Linked DNA regions of Mus musculus: all the other regions are linked to region 3. Evidence: chromatin loops called from intact Hi-C (ENCODE). Cell type or tissue: left cerebral cortex. All regions are shown on one strand.

What was found. Peaks named below come from ENCODE experiments on the same cell type or tissue, not always from the same donor. Only the 100,000 strongest peaks of a DNase experiment are listed, where the experiment ranks them.
Region 1: a loop joins it to region 3, with 4 times the contacts of the local background. A loop is called at or near these places in 6 of 42 quality-filtered maps.
Region 2: it touches region 3 in a loop (4-fold over the local background); 26 of 42 quality-filtered maps call a loop at or near these places.

Annotation. Positions count from the first base shown.
Region 1 is chr8:122,229,501-122,232,000 of GRCm38, reverse strand. It overlaps Zfp469 (zinc finger protein 469), which reads right to left and starts at 1,727. Exons shown (of 3, transcript NM_001362883.1): 1 at 1,590-1,727. In left cerebral cortex, a CTCF peak has its summit at 1,096; DNase peaks (open chromatin) are centred at 1,131 and 2,032; H3K4me3 peaks cover 1,569 bases; H3K27ac peaks cover 686 bases.
Region 2 is chr8:122,268,511-122,271,010 of GRCm38, reverse strand. It overlaps Zfp469 (zinc finger protein 469), which reads right to left. Exons shown (of 3, transcript NM_001362883.1): 3 at 1-2,500. Among named protein-coding and RNA genes, the nearest start is that of Zfpm1, 12 kb to the left of the region's middle. In left cerebral cortex, a CTCF peak has its summit at 1,380 (motif pointing right); DNase peaks (open chromatin) are centred at 1,463 and 1,878; H3K4me3 peaks cover 656 bases; H3K27ac peaks cover 647 bases.
Region 3 is chr8:121,976,724-121,979,223 of GRCm38, reverse strand. Banp (BTG3 associated nuclear protein) reads right to left here. Exons shown (of 14, transcript NM_016812.4): 4 at 470-669. It overlaps Mir7237 (microRNA 7237), which reads right to left and starts at 1,200; the gene lies at 1,138-1,200. In left cerebral cortex, a CTCF peak has its summit at 1,080 (motif pointing left); a DNase peak (open chromatin) is centred at 1,079.

The DNA of each region.
Region 1 (2,500 bases), 250 kb before region 3:
TGGCAGGACACTTCCTGGCTTGCAATGCCAAGTTGTAAAAGGTACATGCTCCAAAGACTTGGTGGGGAGTGACATACCACTAACTTCTCCAAGGCAACTGTGGCAACTCCAGGCTTACTGTGTCGCCTGTCACTCCAGGTGATTGACAGCTAGGGGCTTGGGCTGAAACGGATCCTCCAGTAGCGGCAGGACAGAAGGCTCAGGCTGCTGTGAAGGAGTGAGAGGCCATCGCTGGGGGCATACAAGCAGCCACTGACCTGGGTCGGTGGAGGGTGGGGTCTTGTGGAGACTAAATCACTGACACTGTAAGCTCATGACTTCAGAGCTCTCTTTGGCTCTCCCACGGCCTCTACAATGCCCTGGGATACTGACAGCCTGGAGTCCACTTGCTTTGTCTCACCTTATCTCCCAGACTGAAGAAACCCTGTGCCGTCCTCTGCTGCCTTCTCCCATTCACAATAAGGAAGACACACTCTGTTGGCTCTGCCCAGTTGTTTGGGACCTGCCAGGCCAAGCTTATGGCAAAAGGGACCTGCCAGGCAAGCTTATGCCATCCTGAAGGGACTGCTGGCCAGCTGCTGCTCTCCCCGACTGGCCCCGTCAATATGCCCAAGCATTTTGCCCGCTTGTCTGTTATTTTCCGGACTTGGGTGTTGGCTGAGTAAAGACGGTTGGGACAGTGCAGGACACAGAGGCCTCGACACACCTTTGTCCCTCTAACAGGGGGAACTGGACCAGAGTCAACTGGCAGTGTGGCTCTGGACTGTCAGCACCTCTGCTGCTTTCCAGCTGTGCAACACAGGCCACTCTGACCCTCTTCATCTAGAGCACGGGGTTCCACCCATTTCACTAGGAAGATTAAATGCAGTAGTAACACGTGGCACAGTCCCCACACAGCCGGCTCAGAGGAGCCCGAAGAAAAGCCATCAACTGTCTCAGCTGGAGCCCGAGCCCCACTCAGCAGCCCGGCTGTTCCGCTTTCCTGTCTGCTATGCACATCCCTGCTTCTACCCTGGGGTCTCGGGTGCAGGACAGGGTCCAGGCCGCCACTGGAAGTCCGATTGAATCCCGCTACGATACCCTCCCCTTCCCACCATCGCCACGAGGGGCGCAGTGTCTCCGCGGTCGGCTTAGCTTAACTCCGTGGACTCCTCCAGCGGAGCTGCCCCAAAGCACAGGGTGGGTGGGGGCGCGATGGGCCTCCTGGCGGAAGCAAGAGCGTGGTGACCCTCAAGTCCGCTAGCCGGACCCCATCCCGCCCGCGGAATCAGACCTTAGGGGGTCCCGAGCGGGCGGCGGTGGAGTAGCATACGAACGGTTCCAAGTCGCAATGAATGAGTTACCGCTTCACCTCCCGCAGCCCCGTGGCTCCGACTCCCCTGGGCTCTGGTGATGCTTGCTCTGTGCTTCGCAACTCGCGGGCGACATCCCCAACAGCTCTCTCAGGGGCTGGGCCAGGCAGCCCCGAGTTCGGTACTCGGCGCCTGCAGCTCGTCTCACCGTGTGTCGGAACCCGAGGCCAGCCGTGCGCCTGGAGGGCAGCGCGGTGACCGCACCCGTCCCTGATCACCCCAGCGACGCGCACTCACCTCCGCCCCGGCCGCGCGTAGCTCCAGTTCCCGGGACGCGCGGGGCGCCCGCGCCCGGACCGCGTAGCCCCAGCGCTCATCCCCGCCCGCAGCGCCCCGGCCGCCCGCCCGCCCGTCCGCCGGGCACCGAGCCGCCGCGCTGCGCCTGGGGCGGGGTGCGAGCAGAGGGCCGCCTCCCGGGCCGGTCCGCGGGCAGCGCTCGCGCGGAGGCCGGACGCACAGCAGCGCCCCGGCTTGGGTTACACGCTTGCGCCCCCCCCCCCCCCCGCCCCGCCCCGGCTATTTTTAGCACGGCTTTTCCTAGGTGTTGGTTTCATGTGATCCACCTAGCCACGCCGGCCTGGTGGGAAACTCTCTCCCCGGTCACCAACCCTCTCCCCCCACAACACGCTCCTTGGCCAGTTCTACAGCTGGCACGCCGCTGGGCGGAAAGCCTGGCTTCAGCGCAACTTCGGAAACGGCTGCCACCATTCCACCGTGTGGCTTCCAGTCGCAGCTCTATCCATCCTTCGCTCCTCCCAGTCCCTGGGCCACCAAAAGCAACTAAACCTCTTCCTCTGGCTTCTGTCCCGGAAGGTTAGGGCCCGGGCCATAGCTGACACCTGTTTAGGGGAAAATTCAGGTTAAGCCTCCCCCTACCCCCCAGTACATAAGTCTGACACTCTAAGGTGCTGCGGCCTGGAGTAGATGTCCAGCGGGCTTCTGTCATAACACAGAGCTCGAAGTCATCAACCTTGGTGGCTTCCTACTGGGCCATCATCCAGCCTGGGGATGAGCACACTGGAACGTAGTGGGGACCGAAGGAGCTATTTAGGTCTCTAGAGACGGAGGGGCACCTTTAAGATCATCTGACAAAATGCCACATCTAACATGAACCCAAGCTTCACAGATCAGGAATCTGCCAGAGGCCA
Region 2 (2,500 bases), 290 kb before region 3:
CCCAGTGTTTCCCACGCTTCCATGTCTGCCCAGTCCCAGGGCCTGGCCCTTCCTTTGTCTTCCATGGCTTTCTCTTTTCTCCCTGGGACTTGAATGCACTTGGACCCCCTGATGAACAGCGTCCCCAGGCCCTCTGGTGCTACCCTTGGTGTGGGCTCGAGGTGGGGGCTGGTCCGGGGTGGAGCTCGCCCAGCTAGGACAGCTGGGCTCAGTAGGGGTGGAGGCCATCTCACTTTGGAGCTGCCCACTGGTTGGCTGGGGCTGGCTGCCACCCCCTGTCTGAGTGCCAGGCTGGAGCCCTCCACTGCTCTGAGGGGTGCCTCGCAGTTTACCTTTAGAAGTGTTGGGCTTTACCCTGTCCTCAGGACTCAAGACCAGCTCTGCGGCTGGGATCCCCATCCCTCCTGGTTTTCGGGGTGGTGCTGGTGGCTTCAGTGCTTTTTTGGTGGGCTCTGCTGCTCTGTGATGGGAGGTACTTGAGTAGGCTCCTGGTTTGGTGGCATTGCCCTTCTGGGAGGGACCCTCTATTCTCCCCTCAGGTGCCATGTGGTGTGTGGTCACTAGCCTCTCCTGGAGCTGAGAGGGGTGCCCTGGGGAACACCCAGGGGCACACTTGTCTCCGTTGCCTGGACTCTTGTGTTTTCCTGGGAACAGGTGAAGGGCCCTCTTTTCCCCTACCAGAGCCTGCCATTTACATGGCTCAAGGCTTCCCAAGGAAGCCTCGTGTTCTGGTTTCTCCAGGGTTCTGTTCAGCTTGCAGCAGCCGCCTGTACCTTCAGCTGAGGCAGCTGAGAAAGGAGACAGAGACGGAGGTGGAAGATCCTGGCCACTCAGTGGTAGGTTGTTCCCCCTGGGTGAGTGGTCTGCCTGGTCCACAGGGTTCTCTTGAGAACTGGGCTGGTCCAGGATGAGGCTAGGCGCTAGGGGCAGTGCAGGAAGGGACACCTCACTTGGTGTAGGGCTGGTTGTGGAGGGGATTCTGTCAGTGCTGAGCTCAGGGGGACTGAAGGGCGCCATCAGCCTGTTCTGCTTGCTGGGTAGCACATCCTGGGAGACACGGGTCTTCCTCCTAGGAACCCCTGGCCGCTTAACACTCCGGAGTGTGAAGGGCTGCAGGTCGCAACTCAGGTGCTTGCCCATGTGCCTGTCGAATTGCTCCTTCTTTGCAAAGGTGTAGTTGCAGGAGCTGCAGACAAAGGACCTCCTGATGACGTGCATGACATTGGCGCAGAGCTCACAGGCATAGAGAGGCACGTGTGGGAGCTCCTTCTCCTCTGTCACCCCGTGGGTCAGGCCCAGGTGTACCTTCAGCTCCCAGGGCTCAGGGTAGACCTGCGGGCACCGGGGACACAGGTAGACGCGCTGTGGGCTGTGCACCGCCAGGTGGCGCTGCAGCTTGAAGGGCTTGGGGAACTGCTTCCCACAGTGGTGGCAGTCACGGGAGGGGTCCTTGCAGTCCTCGTGCACTGGTACAGCTTGGAGCGGGGACTCGCCGTGGGACCAAGGGTCTGGGGACGGGGCGGGGGGCGTCTTGGCAGAGTCAGAGCAGGTGGCAGAACTGCTGGTCAGAACGGATAGGCTGCCTCCTTCGGCGCCATCTTGGCTGGGGGTGACCGAGGCACGTGCCTTGCGCTTCATCCTTCTTGGGGTTTTCTTTCCAGCGTCTCCTTCCTGCTCTGATGGCTCCCTACTGTCTTTGCCGATCGAGCGCTTGGTCCTCTGGGGTTTGGATGCTCGCTCCACAATGGTGTTCAGGAAGTGCGTGAGGGCGCTTTCCCCTTCCAAGCACCCGGGCAGGTCTCCTAAGGCTCGCCGCGCCTGGCCATTTCGGGCAAAGCGGGCTGCGTGCTCCCGAAGGTGCTGGTTGTACATCCAGACATCAGCCACCTCCTTCAGGCACATGCCACAGGCCCACGGCCCTGCTTTGCCCTGCACGTGCTTCTCCCACAAGTGCTCCCGTAGAAGCTCCCGGGAACTGAATCTGCGCTCCACGCACAGGTAGCAAGTTGGGGGCGGCGAGGGGCTGTGCGACAGCTTATGGAGATCCAGCTCGCCCAGGCTATGGAACCGCTGGAAGCACACCCTGCACTTGTAGGAGGCCCTCTTGCCCTTCACCCGCAGGTCTCTGCCTTTGGCTCGTCTGGCCCGGGCAGTTCCCTCCATTCTTTTGTCTGGAGGGCCTTGTGAATTTGCTGTGACCTGGAAGTCTAGGGCGCCTGGGTTAGAGAGTTCAACAAGGTCACTACAGGGTCTCAGAAAGCACAGGTCTTGTATCTCCAGCTGGGTGCTGAGAGCCTCAAAGTCCTTAACGTAAAGTGGGGGCAGGCTGGCATTTCCAGGAGGCCTGTTGTCATGTTCCCTTTCTAGGTTAGGGGGTTCCGGGCTCATGTCTCCAACAGAAGAGGCTGTCTCACAGGCTGGGCTACAGTGTTCCAGGTCCCGCCAGGCTGCTGGGACCATGTGCAGCTGCGGGATGGGCTCTGACCATTCATCTTGGTTC
Region 3 (2,500 bases):
CCTTTCCATCCCACTGAGCCAGGCATGGAACCTTCCAAGCCAGCAGAGTGCAAACCATGCAAAGCTCTCTTGGAGGCCACAAACCTATTTAAAAATTAGGCACAAGGCAAGTCTCAGACTAAACGGAAAGTTTTCTATGATCAAGTAAAAATTATAAATATTACCCCCGCAGAAAACATAGGCAATAGTCAGCCAGAGATAGAAAGAGAAAAGAAGCAACATACATGGGCCAAGTTCATGGCCAGGTGCAAGGAAAGATGAGTCCAGCTGCTTAAGCCAAGAAACAAAGTTGGAGCAACTCAGGCCGTTCCAGCAGAGCCTGTGTTTGGTTTCGGTCTAAGTGAAACCAGCCCCATGGAAGCACCAGGGCAGATATCCGGGGCGAGGGCAGATCAGTAACAGCGGCGCCTGGGCTGGCACGGAGCGCTTTCCCAGGGTGGCCTGCGGAGCCTCGGTCTTCTGGACTTACCATCGCACTTTGTTGCAGGTCTGGGTGGCGCCAAGTGGGGAACCTGCCACCATGGGGACCTGGATGGGACTGTGCTGTTTATTGGTGACCAGGTCTAGCTTCTCTTCCAGAGATTTGCAAGTGGCCTCGAGAGCTTGCAGCTTGGCCTCAATGCTATCCAACCGCAAACATATCGTCTGGTTAATAGAGTACAGGAAAGACTGGAAATGAAAACAGAAAAGCTTCAGAGAGGATGTCTTCCACTGTGAGCAGCAAGTCCTTAGGACCCTAGCTGGCTCCTAAGTCCACCCAGTGTATTTCAGCTGAGTGAGCCCTGGGCCGAGCCAACATATTCAGTGAGGAGCCCTGGGCCGTGCACAGGGATTCAGCCCTCTGTGTCTAATAAGCCCTTGCAATCTCACCTTTCCTGAGGCCATGGAGTAATAAGCTTGTCACTATGCTCATCCAAATATTTATACAGTAAAGCTACAAAATTTTTCTAATGCTGAAAGATAAGACTACTATCCAAACCCTGAAAACCAAAAAAAGATGGCTGGACACAGCTATACCTCACTGAAATCTGTCAATGACCCCTTCCAGGGACCTTCTAAATATCAAGTGTGCCACCTAGTGGCCCACAAGAGGAGCAGTTTCCAACTAGCAAGCTGGAAGTCAGCAGCAGGCCATGTGCTCGGTAAGCTCAACAGGATGGCTTTGCTCTCCCAAGGGCCAGTCCTGTCACAAGCTACCATGTACATGGCGCACACAGGAACTCTACTGTGAAGAGAGGCCTCCCAGGCAACATTCTGGGTGCCAGGAAATCATTCAACTGTGTATGGCCAGCAGCCGCTGAAGAAAACACAATGAGGATTCGGCTGGAAGAGAAATGCAGCCTCAGGCACCTCAGGAAGAAGGTGCTAGCCTATGAGAACAAAGGGTCAGGCCAGCGCTGGACCTCAGAGCACAGGCAGGCAGAACAGCGTGTCCCTCTGCACCCAGTCCAAGTTAATGGGAGCCATCTCTGCTCTAACTTGAAAGGGAATCACGGAGCAGAATCACAATCATAACAGCCACAGAAGCAGATACCACACCAACAACAACCGGGTGTGGCAAAGCACGAATGCATGGGTCAGAGCATTCTGAGTAGCCAGGCACGGCCCTGAAGAACCCTGAGCTTGCTCTATTTCTCTGCTATGCACAGCAGTCAGGAGCAGCCATGGGAAAGTGCTGCATACCCAAAGCCCTCACATCTGCCCCAACTCAGCACATCCTCTGCCAGAGCCAGCACCACTTAGAGAAGATTCCTTTTCTTCAGTGCTACGGGCCTTACTCCTCCATTTCCTGTCATTAACCAGCACCCTGAACCCTGGCTTAAAGGCCTCTTTTCACAGAAAGACACTAGTAAGAAGAAGGTTAAGGAGAAGACCTGACGCTCCCCGCTAACCATGCTCTCTAGGGGCAAGGCTGTGCCTGCGAGGGAACAAGCAGCAGCGCTCAGCTCATCCCCAGTGTCCACTCGGCTATCAACGGAGCAGCGTCGGCAGTGCAGGCAGACACCATGACAACTACATGGTGGCCAACTGAGAGAGGAAAATCCCTGTTACAGACTAACTAACATCTCAAGCAAACCCATAGAGGAGAAGAGAGACAGCATTCTTCCTGACACTGCTCCACGGGTCAGGTGCCCACAAACAGCCCTGACCTGTCTGGTGAGAATTACTTTGGCAATTTGGTACGTGAATGTCTTCCAATCCCGTGACAGCACTCGGCTGCATGCGACAGCACACATGCAGTGTCTCCAGCAGACCCCAGGCAGCTGCTTTCCTCCATGGTCTGTTTCTCTGTGTGCTCTATGCTACAGTTAAGGTCACGGGTTACTTTGAGATCTGATACTGTCAAGGTGGATTTCACTCAATATTTTTTGAGATAGCTTCTTTCTATGTAGCCCTGGCTGTTCCAGAACTCAATATGTACACCAGGCTGGCCACAAACTCAGAGATCTGCCTGCCTCTGCCTCTCAAGTGCCAGGGTTAAAGGTGCGTGGTGCCCCTT